Linked DNA regions of Homo sapiens: region 2 is linked to region 1. A link is a loop called in an ENCODE intact Hi-C map of the cell type or tissue named here. Cell type or tissue: PC-3. All regions are shown on one strand.

Region 1 (8,000 bases):
GCTTCTCTTTCTGCCATAACTGTAAGTTTTCTGAGGTCTCCCCAGAAGCCAAGCAGATGCCAGCATCATGCTTCCTGTACAGCCTGCAGAACCATGAGCCAATTAAACCTCTTTTCTTTATAAATTACCCAGTGTCAGGTATTTCTTTATAGCAATGCAAGAATGGCCCAATACACGATGAGACATCTAGCACAGGGGTAGGATGGTGAAGTGAAAAGGACCCCACCTATAGACCTGCTTGTAACACATGACACCTTACAGAGTTTTGTACTAACCACAGGCACAAAATCAATTAAAATTAGGTGACTTGTAATGAATAATGGCTAGGGAAACGTGTTGATGAGAATCCACTTGTCTTGTGTTCCCTTCCACTAACATAGGCATTTGATTTCACTCTAGGAATACTTGCTGCCATCTTCCCTAATGTAAATGAAAACCAAACATGTACAAGTTACTTTCAATCAGAGAATACGACAAACCTGTATCTCAAAATATTAAAGGGTCTAACATAGGGGTGACACATTTAGGGTCATAGACCTCTATATGTAAGAGAAGAAAGGAGGTCTTATAAATCACTCATTCATCTGAAGTCAGAAGGAGTAAGTGACTTGTTCAAGCTCACATAATAAAACCATGACAGCTTCAGCCCAGTACCCAGGTCAACAGAAATAAACTTGCTGTATGTTCCACTCAATTATTACCTCCTTTAAAAAATATGTCCATAAAATGAACATTCAATGCAGTGTATGCACATATAATTTGGGGGCTCCAACCTAGTACAAAAGGCACATACAAATAAAAAACAATATAAATTGAGCCCATCTAGAATTAATAAGCAAACCATAAAAAGTGGGTACATGAGAAATTCTTGGCTAAGCTCCAGACAAGCAAGCAAGGGGCCCAGAGACCTGGGAGGGAGGACGCAGTCAAACCCGGATGGCTGGAGGCAGTCTGACTCACCAGCAGCCAGCGTCCTCCCAAACAAATTACAGAGGCAGGCTCAGCAAGAATGCAGGGGAAAGATCCACATGTGCCCAAGGGGTTAAGATAGCAACCTGGTCAAAGATACAGACTTCCTCAGTTAGGAAAGCTCTACCCCTGGAATACCAAGAAATTAAAGTTCATCTCTGGCAGGGCGTGGTGGCTCATGCCTATAATCCTAGCACTTTGGGAGGCCGAGGAGGGCAGATCACCTGAGGTCAGGAGTTCAAGGCCAGCCTGGCCAACACGGCGAAACCCCATCTCTACTAAAAACACAAAAATTAGCCGGGTGTGGTGGTGTGTGCCTGTACTCCCAGCTACTTAGGAGGCTGAGGCAGGAGAATCGCTTGAACCCAGGAGGCAGAGGTTGCAGTAAGCCAGGATCACACCACTGTACTCCAACCTAGGCAACAGAGCAAGAGTCTGTCTCAAAAAAAAAAAAAAAGTGCATCTTTGCTAACGCCACAAAATACCGTCATTTTCACTTGTCTGTGAATATTCATTGCAGCATTACTCACAATAGCCAAGAGGTGAAAACAATCTATGTGCCCATCAGATGAATGAATAAACAAAATGTGGTATATCTCTGCAATGGAATATTACTCAGCCATTTAAATATTGAAGTTCTGATCTGTGCTGCTACATGGATGAACCTTCAAAATATTATGCTAAGTGAAAGAAGTCAGACACAAAAGGACAAATATTGCATAATTCCACTTACACCCAAGTTTTGGACATAGATAGTGGTGATGGTTGTACAACATTGTGAATGTAATTAATGCCAATGAAGTGTGTACTTAAAAATAGTTAAAATGCCAACTTTTATGTTATATATATCTTACCACAACTTTTAAAAAAGATTCCAAAAATATCATTTTCAACGTTTTGGCTCACATATATGTAGCTTTAAAAAAAAAAAAAAAAAAGCTGCTGGCCTGGTACAGTGGCTCATGCCTAAAATCCCAGCACTTTGGGAAGCCGAGGTGGGCGGATCACTTGAGGTCAGGAGTTCAAGACCAGCCTGGCCAACACAATGAAACCTCATCTCTACTTAAAAATAAATAGATAAATAAATAAATAAATAAATATTAGCCAGGGATGGTAACGCACACCTGTAATCTCAGCTATTTGGGTGGCTGAGGCACAAGAATAGCTTGAACCTGGGAGGCGAAGGTTGCAGTGAGCTGTAATCATGCCACTGCACTGTAGCCTGGGCAAAAGATTAAGACTCTGTCTCAAAAAAAAAAAAAAAAGTTGCTGCTAAAAACAAAAGTAATCAAAACTTTACACACATTAACCAAGCCTTCCAATAAGCCAACTCTTCCTGTCATATCACCATGATCTTCACACGCCCAGATAAGTGATTTTCTCTGATTGTAAGAGATAAAATGACATTGCCTCACCTATCAAGGTAAATCTTTCACAATTATGAAGATAAAACAAGGCACACCCTTGCACAGTATGCTGGAGGCACAGCAGTAGGGAACAGCTGCTTCCACCAACCCATCCCAACCCCAAATTTCAACGCATATCAAGAAACCAAAAAGGGTCAGATATGAGTCCAAAACCCTAACAGTGGGGGAAATGAATCAAACCCAAATTCTTAATTGTAAATATTAAATGTTACACATGTTAACTGACCACATTCAGGTGTACCCTCAACTCGCAGTAATTTCAGCAGTTAAGACGTAAGCAGGGGTGCCAGGCAGTCTAAGTGAGAATTGCGGGTCAGCCAGGAATTCCTCTTCCAGTCACAGGCCTATCCCTTAATCTTCATAAAGCCTCAGTCCCTCATCTGTAAAATGGGAATAAGAGCATTTCCCTCATAAAACTATGTGAAGACAACTTTGATGACAATGAGTTGCTGACATTTCCTGAGCACTTTCTCTGTGAAAGCCACTAGGCTAGGGGCTGCTCATTCAATTTTCTACCTGGTCCTCATGACAGCTCAGCAAGGTACTACTTATTACTAGACCCATTTAACAGATAAAGAAAACTGAGGCACGGAGAGGTTAAATGAACTGCCCAAAGCCACTCAACAAGTAAGAGGCAGGTCTAAAATTCTAACCTAGTCTCTGTGAGGCTGGGACCCCAGCTCTCTCCAACCTCACTACTGCATTTGGGCTACAATCTTGTCATTAACAACCTTGACATCCTTACATTTGATTTATTTGTTTTTATTTATTTATTTATTTATCTTTTTTTTTTTTTTTTTTTTTGAGACAGAGTCTCACTCTGTTGCCCAGGCTGGAGTGCAGTGGAGTGATTTCAGCTCACTGCAACCTCTGCCTCCTGGGTTCAAGCGATTCTGTGTCTCAGACTCCCAAGTAGCTGGAATTACAGGTGCCCGCCAACAAGCCCAGCTAATTTGTGTATTTTTAGTAGAGATGGGATTTCACCATGTTGGCCAGGCTGGTCTCGAACACCCGACCTCACACAATCTGCCCACCTCGGCCTCCCAAAGTGCTGGATTATAGGTGTGAGCCACCATGCCCGGCCTTATTATTACTAATATTACCCTTTGTATCATGAATCTCAGTTTCTGGGTTCACAAAGTCAGAGGGCTGAGTGTGATTCCCAAAGCCTACACTTACTCATGGAGAACCTCATGCCCTCTTAAGGACAAATGTGGCAGGCAAGCAACATATTTTAGGGTTTGTCATGAAGCTCCTGGAAGTTAATTGTCACTCCGTCTGAGAAAGGTGAGTGAACAAGGTATCTAACGTGAGCCAGCTCAATTGCACAAGAGGCAAATAATATGCATAATGCATGTGTGGGAGATTCCTAAATGTATTCCTGGGGCCCTTTCACAGAACCAAGGACCCCCCCTCCACACCCCCACCACACGAAGAGGCAAGTTCAAACTCTGGACTGAGATAATTAACGGCTGGTGGATATTTTACACTGACCTATTTATAATACCTCCCTGAAGTACTAATGTTGGTTCACAATCAAAAGAAATACATACTGAACAGAATCTTGCTCGCAGCTGAACCACCCAACTTCCCGGTAAAACATGCATGACAGGTGACTCACAAGGATGACACAGTTCCTGGCACAGGCACCAAGAGTTACTACCGGTGTGGAGGAGGCTCAGCCAGCAAGTTGACAAACACTTCACCACATCACCTAAAACACCAAAGTTCAACCCTATGCTCTCAGATGCCTGGTTTCTGAGAAAGGGAATTTCTCAGAATGGGACCACAACGCTGACAACCTGCCCAGCTGACAATCCTTGCTGTGGGCTGGCAGACGCCAAGATAAGTCATCTCTGACTTTTATTTTTCTCAGCCTCAACAACTTCACACACCTTGCTTAGGCTCAGGCTTATGATTCAGACTTCTCACCCCTCCCAAAGCCCTGTACCCTGGGAGCCTTTGTTCTTTTTCTGGCCACAGATGAACTCAGCCCATTAAAGAAGAGCTGTAATCCCTTACACATATAACTTTCCATTGGCAAAAATTAGTCAGGTCGGCTGGGTCTGAGGTCAGCAGTCTCCTGCAGAAACACCCACCAGACACTGTTCCCCCACCACCAAAAAAAAAAAAAAAAGGTAGCGGCTAATGAACTGCCCATTAACCGTCTGGTAGAAACACACACACAGATACTACTGACTCATTCCATTTCAATAACCAAAAACAATATTCTTGGCCTTTGGCATGAATATGGGTTTTTGTTTTCTTAAGGATAGTGGCCACCTTGGTCTATTTGCTCCCGTGCAAACTTGTTCATCTTCCGCTTATGAAGGTAACCTTAGACTTGAGGTCTTTGTTCAACATCACCTTCTCAATGAAGGTGTCCTCCTGGCCAGTGGCCCCACCCCACCACCTCCACCCCTCATCCCTGGCACATTTCCTTTCTTACTTCCCTGATTTATTTTTCTCTCCTTTATTATTTATTTATTTATTTATTTATTTATTTATTTATTTATTGAGAAAGAGTCTCGCCCTGTTGCTCAGGCTGGAGTGCAGTGATGTGATCTCGGCTCACTGCAACCTCCACATCCCAGGTTCAAGCAATGCTCTTGCCTCCGCCTCCTGAGTAGCTGGGACTACAGGCGCGTGCCACCACACTGGGCTAATTTTTGTATTTTTAGTAGAGACAGGGTTTTGTCATGTTGGCCAGGCTGGTCTCAAACTGCTGGACTCAAGTGATCTGCCCGCCTCGGCTTCCCAAAGTGCTGGGATTCAGGCGTGAGCACTGCGCGCCCGGCTATTTTTCTCTCCTTTGTACACATGCTGAATATTTTCTTATTTTACTCTTTTTCTTGTTTCTCTCCTCCACTAGAACATAAGCCCCACAAGAGCAGGCACTTTTATCCATTTTGCTCACAGTTCTATTGCAAGTGCCTAGAAGAGGGCTTCATACGTGGTAGACTCTCAACAAATATTGCATGATTTGAATAACGGTCATTCATTACCCCGAGATGATAATTCAAGACAAGAAGCATGATCAAAACCACCCAGGTCTGAGGTCTCTTCTTTAACCATAGAAAAAAAGTCCTTTTAACCAATTCCTTCTGAATCCTTAACAGCAAAGAAAGAAATAAGGAACAATAGGAGAAATAGACATTTATGTCAATAATACACAAACACTTGGAGTTTTCAACTTATACATTCACTAAGGATGTTCAAGACACTGCATGCCAAATCTCTGAAATACACAGATTATTAATAATAAAGGGTAAAGATACCAATTGCCCGTATGCCATCATTGTCATGCATCCCCCCCACAGCTCACACCTCCCATCTTTTCAGACCACTCAATCTCATACTCTGTTAGGGTCTGAATGTTTGTGTCCCCTCAAAATTCATATGTTGAAATCCTAACCCCCAAAGTGATGGTATTCTAAGGTGGGGGCCTTTGGGAGAGGATTAGATCATGAGATCGGAGCCCCCAGGATTGGGATTAGTGCTCTTTTAAAAAGAGGTCTCGGAGTTCATTCATCTCTTTCACTGTGTAAGGACATAGCCACAAGGCGCTGTCCAGAGGAAGCAGCCCCTCACTAAACACTCAATCTGCTGTTGCCTAGATCTTAGACTTCTCAGCCTCCAGACTGTGAAATACATTTCTGTTGTTTATAAATTATCCAGTCTGTGGTATTCTGTTATAGCAGCACCAATGGAATAAGACACACTCCAAGAATCCCTTCATAGCTTCGATATTTCATGCTCCTCCTTAAGAAATGTAGATTCCATCTGGGCGCAGTGGCTCAGGCCTGTAATCTTAGCACTTTGGGACACTGAGACAGGAGGATGGGGCTTGAGCCCATGGGTTCGAGACCAGGCTGGGCAACACAGCAAGAGCCCATCTTTAAAAAATAAATGAATGAATAAACATTTTTAAAATTTTTAAAAGAGAAGTGTAGATTCCATCATCTGTCATTAATTTCCCTCCCTCAACTCCCTGGCCCATCTTTTACTTGGTCATATCCTTTTGGCAAAAACATCTGGTTAAATCCATCAGACTGCCCAGTTCACACCTGTACCCAGACAGCTGACTGTGGCTAGAGAAAACAGAAGAAAGCATGCAAACATGTTGGCTGGTCTCACTTTAAATTCCTGACCCCTAATGTCAAGTGTCCCCTTAAATGCCACTGGCAATCACACCAAAATTCTCTGTCTATTCCCTCACCCACACTCACGAAGTTTATGTCTTCTGCTTTCCTTCCAGATTCCCAACAATTTCTTCCCATCTGATGACCTTTTGTTCTACTTCTCTGAGAAAAATGAAGCAATCAGAGAGGACTACCACAAACTTCTAAGACTATATATATTCTCTGGTGATCTATCTGCATGCAGGTATATACACTCTACCTTTCTGCCTGTTGATGTAGACAACTATCCATACTCCTCTCTAAAGCCAACCCCTCCACTTGTGATGAGGTCCAATCTCCACCCCTTGCTCACTCAAGGGCAATGTTTTAGCAATTTTCCTCTCTCTCCTCCACATCATCAAATTATAACTATGAAAATTTGCTGCTTTCTCCCTCTCCTTTGCAGAAATATTAAAAGAGGCATCTGTATTTGCCATGTTCCCTTATTTTCCCCATTCTCTCTTAAACCCACTCCAGTGCATCTTCCATCCAACCACGTGCTGTTCTCAAGGGCACTAATGATCTCCCGGTTTATAAAGCCAATGTTTCTCTCTTGTCTTCATTGTACTTGACCTATTCTATCAGCAGCATTTGACACCACTGATTACTCATTCTGCTCTGGTGTACTTTCTTCAATTGCTTCCAAGACACCATAAATTCTTCTGCCTTGCTGGCTGCCTTTGCTGGTTCCTCCTCTTCTCCCTGACCTCTTAATGTTGGAGAACCACAGGGCTTAGTCCTTGGTCCTCTTCTCTCTTTTCTTTACACTGTGGTCCTCAGTGAGGGAGATAGGTAGATCCACTGTCCCGATCTTAACCCAAAGAAAGACTTGCTGTCCAGCTACGGGGGCTGTGGTCAGAAGGCAGCCTCGAGCCTTCAGTTCCTGCAGGACCTGTCTCAGGGCAGAGGGCGGCATCCCAGGGTAGGCCATATCTGGTGACTGAATGAGGCAGGGATAAAGGACTGGTCATATCAGCCTCTGCAGGACAAGGATGATGGGCAGTATTAATTCCAGAGCTTCCAGCCAGGTTGTTCTACACCACTGTTTGACTTCTCCACGCGGTCCTGCTTGCTTCCTCTTTCTTTTGCAGTTCATCTAAATGCCGTCTTCTTGCCTGTTTCTGGAGAAATCAACCTACAACTCTTGGAGATCCCCTCCGGTCTCATGACTGCGAATACTTTCCACATGCTAACAACTCCCAATGCATGTCTCTAGCCAGTGCTTTTTCCCCTAGACTCCACAATCGAATACCGCACTGTGCACGTACACCCTCTGGGTATCTTCCAGGTGCCTTTCCCAGCTGAGCTAAGGGCAATTGAACCCTCCCAACTATTCAGACCAAAATACTTGGTGCCATACTTGCCTTCCCTTTCCTTTCACATCCCACATCGAATCAGTCGGAAAATTCTGTTGCATCCACTC
Region 2 (8,000 bases), 250 kb after region 1:
GAGACACAGGGAGAAGGCAGCCATCTGACACAAGCCGAGGAGAGGGGCCTGGAACAGATCCTTCCCTCACAGCCTCTGGAGGAGCCAGCTTGGGATCTTGATGTTGGACTTCTGGCATCCAGGACTGTGCGAGAATACATTGCTATTGCTTAAGCCACTCAGTTTATGGTGTCACAGTGGCCCTAGCAAACCAACACAGATTTTGGGACTGGTACCTGTGCATTTGGCCTTTTTTGGAAATAGGTCCATTGCACATGTAAATAAAATGTATGTTAAGATAAGGTCATTCTGGAATAGGATGGGTCCTTATAAAAAGAGAAGAGGCCGGGTGTGGTGGCTCATGCCTGTAATCCCAGTACTTTGGGAAGCTGAGGTGGGTGGATCACTAGAGCCCAGGAGTTCAAGTCCAACCTGGGTAACATAGTGAGACCTTGTCTTTTTTCTTTTTTTTTTAATTTTTTTAAATTTTTTTTTAGACAGAGTCTTCCTCTATTGCCCAGGCTGGAGTGCAGTGGCGTGATCTTGGCTCACTGCAACCTCTGCCTCACGGGTTCAAGTGATTATTTTGCCTCAGCCTCCTCAATAGCTGGGATTACAGGCACATGCCACCACGCCCTGCTAATTTTTCTATTTTTAGTAGAGATGGTGTTTTGCCATGTTAACCAGGCTGGTCTCGAACTCCTGACCTTAAGTTATCCACCCATCTCGACCTCCTAAAGTGCTGGGATTATAGGTGTGAGCCACCGCACCTGGCTGAGACTTCATCTTTAAAAAAAAAAAAAAAAAAATTAGCCAAGCATGGTGGCATGTGCCTGTAGTCCCAGCCACTCAAAAGGCTAAGGTGGGAGGATCCCTTGAGCCAGGGAGGCAGAGGCTGCAGTGAGCTGTGATTGCACCACTGCACTCCAGCCTGGGTGACAGAGGAAGATCCAGTCTCAAAAGAAAAGAAAGCAAAAGAAAAGAAATACTTCCCACGTATATGTCAACTCCTTTCTCCCTTGTCTTTCTCAGCTGAAGAGAGTGGACAGTGAAACACTAATTCCAAGCCTCCTTTGAAGCTAGGTGTGACCATGTGATGCAGCTTTGAGATGTAGGCAATGAGATATCAGTTGAAAGCCCTGGGAAGCTTTCTTTTCCTGAATATAAAGGCAAATGCTTAAGAGGAGAAGGTTTTTGCTCTCTGTCCTTTGCCATGCCTCATTTTTCACACCTGGAATATGGATATGATGGTTTAAGGTACTGCAGCTATTCAGTGTCAGGAGAAGAAAATGACAGGCTGGGCGTGGTGGCTCACGCCTGTAATCCCCCACTTGGGGAGGCCAAGGCGGGCAGATCTCCTGAGGTCAGGAATTTAAGACCAGCCTGGCCAACATAGCAAAACCCCGTCTCTACTAAGAATACAAAAATTAGCTGGGTATGGTGGCGTGCACCTGTGATTCCAGCTATGTGGGAGGCTGAGGCAGGAGAATCACTTGAACCCGGGAGGTGGAGGTTGCAGTGAGCCGAGATCGAAATTGCGCCACTACACTCCAGCCTAGGGGACAGAATGAGACTCCGGAGTCCAAAAAAAAAAAAAAAAAAAAAAGCAGCAGCAGCAGCAGCAGAAGAAAACTGGATGCTAAAGAGAGGGAAAGGAGGCAGGGCGGGGCGCAGTGGCTCAGGCCTGTATTCCCAGCACTTTGGGAGGCCAAGGAGGGTGGACCACAAGGTCAGGAGTTCAAGACCAGCCTGGCCAACATGGTGAAACCCCGTCTCTACTCAAAATACAAAAATTCCCTGGGTGTGGTGGCGCGTACCTGTAATCCCAGCTACTCAGGAGGCTGAGGCCAGAGAATCGCTTGAACCCAGGAGGTGGAGGTTGCAGTGAGCCGAGATTGTGCCACTGCACTCCAACACTCCAACCTGGACAACAAGAGTGAGACTCTGTTTAAAAAAAAAAAAAAAAATGGAGAGAGATAGAGAGAGAGGGAAAGGAAAAGAGAAGGGTTCCATCAGCAGCTGCAGCAGTCCTTGGTTACCTGCTCCTGGATTGCTTGTTACATGCTTAAGCCATTGTTTTTTGTGTTTCCTGCTGCTCACGGCTAGAAGCTATTCCAATGGACATATGTTAGATAAATCAATTTGTAGCAGGTTGAATGATTGAAACCAAGGGATTTAATCAGAGCTGGTTTCATAGGGGTGTGACCAGTGCAGTCACACAGGGCCCCACATTCAGAAGGGCATATGCTTGACTTAAACCTCCACTGTCTCCACTTTGCCTGCATTTTCATTTTGCACTGGGCCCTATAAATTATGTAGCCAGCCAGTCCTGGGTTTAATGAATCAGTAGGATCCTAAATGAAATTGGTAAATGATCAATAAGCTCTGTCCTCAAAGTTGACCATTCGACATTTTTATTAAAGTCACAGAAGAGGACATAGAAGACACTATCAGATTTGTAAGTAGCACAAAATTTGATAAATGGCCAGTTAGTTAGATGACACATTTAATATTTTTTTAAAAATCTGAATAGTCAGGAAACTCAAATCTAAAAGAAGACATCTAACAAGAGATAAATGAGAACCCCTGTATTTGGATTTATTGTTTTTTCAAACACAAGGGCAGAACAGTTCATGTGGAAGGAGCTTTGTTGTAGGGTCAGGGGGTTGGGGTCTTGCAATTGCAACACTATGTGTCTCAAGTAAATCACTCCTTCTTTGGGTCACAATGCCTTCATTTGCATGCTAAGGGGTTTAGGTGGGTGATATAGGATCAGTCGCACGATTCTAAGTGAGCGATTGCCCTGGATTTGAAAATCTTGCCATATAGTGATACTTGGTAATAATATTTCATGTAGGAAGGAGTCATGTATATATCGTCTTAAAACTTGGAGCTGGTTGGTATCAGGTGAGTGGGTTAGGATTGATACCCCCCGGCCTTTTACCCTAGTGACACACACACACACACACACACACACACGTACAATATTAATGTGCATATAATAGTTATAACTGAAGATATCATATATATGATTTATAAGTCATTTTATTTTTATCACATTTTATTATAGTCACCCAGAATATACATTATCAAATAAAGGTTTGTATATAATACACTCCTAATGAGAAAAACTCATGTAATATTACCCTAACATTTATTGTTTAAAATTGATGTAATATTTTTCTAACATTCAAAAACCTGTTGGAATTTGGGTTGTCTTTTTGCCCATTTGTGGACATCAGAAATTGCCTTGTGTGTTACAATTGCTAATGATGTTAATACTACTTGTGGAGCATACCAGGACTGGGAAAGATTGGTTGTACAAAAATACAAGGAAAACATTCATCATTCATTTTTTTCTCATCATCATACTCCCCAACCCCACAAGAAATCAAGCCTCAATTGTCATGGAATTATTGGCTAGTGACCAGCAATAAAAGAGTGAAACAATTAAATAGAATCCAGTGCCCCCAGGCTTGTGCTATTAACATCAAAAGAGAACTTGGCTGGGTGTGGTGGCTCACGCCTGTAATCCCAGCACTTTGGGAGGCTGAGGCAGGGGGATCACCTGAGGTCAGGAGTTCGAGACCAGCCTGGCCAACATGGTGAAACTCCATCTCTACCAAAAATACAAAAATTAGCTGGGCATGGTGGTATGCGCTTGTAATTCCAGCTACTAGGGAGGCTAAAGCAGGAGAATTGCTTGACCCCAGGAGGTGGAGGTTGCAGTGAGCTGTGATTGTGCCACTGCACTCCAGCCTGGGAGACAGAGGGAAACTGTGTCTCAAAACAAAATAAAACAAAACCAGAACTCACCTCCTTTTCTTATTGCAACAATTAAATGAGATGATTCAAGCAAAGTGCTGGGTGCAAGGTAAGCCCTCAGTAAATGAATTCTTATAATCATGCCTCCACCTCATGGGCAAAACTACCAGCTAAATCCTTTTCAGTGTCAAAGAAATGAAATTCAAGGAAACTAAATCAATTAGAGCCAGACAGGAGGCTACCCGTCTTTGAACCGAAACAAGAGGAACAAGGCCAGGGTGGGAAAGAAGGCCAGGGGTGTAAACTTCGTTTCCATTTACACTAGAGTTACCTACAAAATGAAATTCTCCCAATGTCAAAACAACAGTGAGGTGGTGGCGCCACCTGCTGGTCACTAAGACACAGTTCTGTGGCAACTGAGGCTTGATCTCTTAGTGGTTGTGAGGAGGAGAAAATGAATGATGAATGATTTCCTTGTATTTTTGTACAACCAATCTTTCCAGGCCCTTTTGTGCTCAGCAGGTAGTAATAACATTGTTAGCAATTTTAACACACAAAGCAATTTCCGATGTCCACAAACGGGTAATTTTGCACTTAGATGATACTAGGGAAAACACACAAGCCTTGTTTTCGTAGGACAGCCTGGTCGAAAGAAAATGGATTTTGTAGTTCATCCCAAGTTCTAATTCCAGCGCAGCCACTTGCCGGGTGGTCTTGGGTGAATTACTTAACCACCCTTAGCCTTTTTTTCTCTGCTGTAGAGTGACTAACAGAGCCTTCGAACAGGGTCTGGGTAGACTTGGGGGCGGTGGAGAGTATCTCGAAGACTTTCCAAAGGCTTCGAAAGCACATGGGTGGTTTTAAGAGAAGCAGTGTGCAGATTCCCAACCTCCACTTTCTCCCTGATACGGTTTGGAACTGTGATCTCACCCAAATCTCCTGTCGAATGGTAATCCCCAGTGTTGAAGGTGGGCCTGGTGGGAGGCGATGGGATCTTGGGGGTGGATTTCTCATCAGTGGCTTAGCTCCATCCCCTTGGTGCTGTTCTCCTGACGGTGAGTGTGTCCTTGCGAGACCTGGTCGTTTAAAAGTGTGTGGCGCATCCTCCTTCGCTTTCTGTCTTGCTTCTGCCATGTAAGACGAGCCTGCTCCCCCTTTGCATCCACTATGAGTAAAAGTTTCCTGAGGCCTCCCCAGAAGCAGAAGCTGCCATGCTTCCTGTACGGCCTGCAGAACTGTGGGCCACTTAAGCCTCTTCTCTTTTTTTTTGAGACAGAGTTGCACTCTGTCGCCCAGGCTGGAGTGCAGTGGCAAGATCTTGGCTCACCACAACCCCCCCTTCCTGGGTTCAAGAGATTCTCCTGCCTCAGCCTCTTGAGTAGCTAAGATTACAGGCGTGCGCCATGATGCCCTGCTAATTTTTTTTTCTTTTTTTGAGACAGAGTCTTGCTCTATCGCCCAGGCTAGAGTGCAGTGGTGTGATCTCGGCTCACTGAAACCTCTGCCTCCCAGGTTCGAGCAATTCTCCTGCCTCAGCCTCCCAAGTAGCTGGGATTACAGGCACCCGCCATTGCGCCTGGCTAATTTTTGTATTTTTAGTAGAGACGGGGTTTCACCATGTTGGCCAGACTGGTCTTGAACTCCTGACCTCAAGCGATCTGCCCACCTCGGCCTCCCAGAGTGCTGGGATTACAGGTGTGAGCCACCGCGTCCTGCCTCGAGCTGGTTTTTAGACTTCATGATCCTTCCTCCCCTTTACTGGAGGAACGCATGCCAGTCACTTGCTCTCAGTTTTACTAAAGTTCACTTTCTTCCCAGGTAACCCCTGGGGACTAAACAAAGGCACAAATGGAAATACCTGTGCAGGGGATGAAAATGTGAATGACTAATAATAGGGTAACAAGCCCTGATGAGTCATTTTATTTCCCAAGCATTGTTTTACCCCAAATTGAAGGAAGACCTAATTGAGTTTCCTACTATTTAAAGTATTGAAAGTTATTTCACTAAATGATTTCTGACATATAATACTGAAGGAATTCAAAGGATTGATTAACGTCACTGTAATAAGCCTCTTTCCAGACCATCTCTTGATTTACGACAGGCTGGTTTCTCAGAGCATACATCTTTTTAAAATTATTATTAAATAATTATAGATTCACTGGAAATTGCAAAGATAGACAGGACTGATGTACCCTTCACCTAGTTTTCTGCAATGACTAATCTTATCAAAGGAGAATAGCAAAACCAGGAAATTGACATTGGTATGACATATGTGTGTAGTTCTGTGTCATTTGCTTACATGTGTAGATTCACATAAGGCATGGTGGCTCATGGCTGTAATCCCAGCACTTTGGGAGCCCAAGGCAGGCAGATCGCCCGAGGTCAGGAGTTCGAAATCAGCCCATGGTGAAACCCCGTCTGTACTAAAAATATGAATATTAGGTGGGCATGGTGGTGTGCGCCTGTAATCCAGCTACTCAGGAGGCTGAGGCAGGAGAATAGCTTGAACCCAGGAAGTGGAGGTTGCAGTGACCTGAGATCACGCCACTGCACTCCAGCCTAGGTGACAGAGCAAGACTCCATCTCAAAAAAAAAAAGAAGATATGGAATGATTTCATCTAAAAGATCTCCCTCGTGGTGCCCCTTTATTGCCACACCCACCCCATGCCCCCACCATCCCTCACCCCTGGCAACTACTGATTTGTAATCCATCTCTATAATGTTGTCATTTCAAGGACATTATAAAAATAGAATTATACATATATGCAACTTTTTTTTGAGACAGGGTCTCACTCTGTTGCCCAGGCTGGAGGGCATTGGAGCAATCTTGGCTCACTGCAGCCTCCAACTCCTGGCCTCAAGCAATCCTCCTCCTTCAGCCTCCCAAGTAGCTGGAACTACAGGCACACGCCACCACGCCTGGCTAATTATTTTATTTTTTGTAAAGATGGGGTCTTACTTTGTTGCCCAGGCTTGTCTTGAACTCATAGGCTCAAGTAGTCTCCTGCCTTGGCCTGCCAAAGTGCTGGGATTATAGCCATGAGCCACCCCACCACCTGCAACTTTTTGAGATTGGCTTTTTTCAACCTTCATAATGCTCTTGAGATCCATCCAAGTTGTTGCAGGTATCTATGGTTCTTTTTTTATAATGCTGAGTAGCTTCTCACAGGGCATACCTCTTTATGTATAAAAAATGAGGATAGGCTGGGTGCAGTGCCTCACACCTGTAATCCCAGGATTTTGGGAGACCGAAGCGGGCGGATGGCTTGAGATCAGGAGTTCGAGACCATCCTGGCCAACATGGTGAAACCCTGTCTCTACAAAAAATTAGGCGTGATGTCATGTGACTATAGTCCCAACTACTTGGGAGGCTGAGGTGAGAGGATCATTTGAGCCAAGGAAGTCGAGTCTGCAGTGAGCCGAGATCATGCCACTGCACTCCAGCCTGGGTGACAAAGTGAGACCCTGAAGAAAAAAAAAAAGAAATAAATAAAGAAAGAAAGAGAGAGATGGACAGAGAGAAAGAAAGAAAGAAAGACAGAAAGAAAGAAAGAAGAAAGAGAGAGAGAGGGAGGGAGGGAGGAAGGGAAAAGAAAGGAAAAGAAAGAAAAGAAAGAAGGAAAGAAAGACAAGAAAATAAAGAAAAAAAACTAAGGAGTGCTGGGATTACAGGCATTAGCCACCTTGCCAGGCCCACAATCTTTTATCTTAACCTGAACATTCCCTTTATTTATTTATTTATTTATTTATTTTTCATTTTTTTGAGACGGATTCTCGCTCTTGTCACCCAGGCTGGAGTGCAATGGTGCGATCTCAGCTCACTGCAAACTCCACCTCCCAGATTCAAGAGATTCTCCTGTGTCAGCCTCCCGAGTAGCTGGGATTACAGGCGACCGCGACCACGCCCAGCAAATTTTTGCTTTTTTAGTAGAGACGGGGTTTTGCCATGTTGGCCAGGCTGGTCTCGAACTCCTGGCCTCAGGTGATCTGCCCAATTCTGCCTCCCAAAGTGCTAGGATCACAGGCACAAGCCACCGCGCCTGGACTGAAAATTCCCTTTCTAGCAATCCCAGGTCTTTAGACAAACTCAACCAATTGTCAACCAGAAAATGCTTAAATTCACCTGGAGGCGCCCCCCCACTTCATCCCCTGCTTTGAGTTGTCCCTCTTTTCTGGGCCAGACCAATGAATTCAATGAATTTCTTAAATGTATTTGATTGATGTCTCATGTCTCTCTAAAATGTATAAAACCAAGC

What was found. A loop is a pair of places that touch in the nucleus more often than their neighbours do. Peaks named below come from ENCODE experiments on the same cell type or tissue, not always from the same donor. Only the 100,000 strongest peaks of a DNase experiment are listed, where the experiment ranks them.
Region 2: it touches region 1 in a loop (10-fold over the local background); 7 of 110 quality-filtered maps call a loop at or near these places.

The regions. Positions count from the first base shown.
Region 1 is chr21:31,350,657-31,358,656 of GRCh38, forward strand. It overlaps a transcript of TIAM1 not described here. Among named protein-coding and RNA genes, the nearest start is that of TIAM1, 10 kb to the left of the region's middle. In PC-3, no CTCF peak of the experiment used is centred here; DNase peaks (open chromatin) are centred at 955, 3,655 and 4,255; H3K4me3 peaks cover 1,049 bases; H3K27ac peaks cover 5,261 bases.
Region 2 is chr21:31,600,663-31,608,662 of GRCh38, forward strand. No RefSeq gene overlaps it. Among named protein-coding and RNA genes, the nearest start is that of TIAM1-AS1, 45 kb to the left of the region's middle. In PC-3, a CTCF peak has its summit at 4,135 (motif pointing left); DNase peaks (open chromatin) are centred at 4,129 and 5,599; H3K27ac peaks cover 622 bases.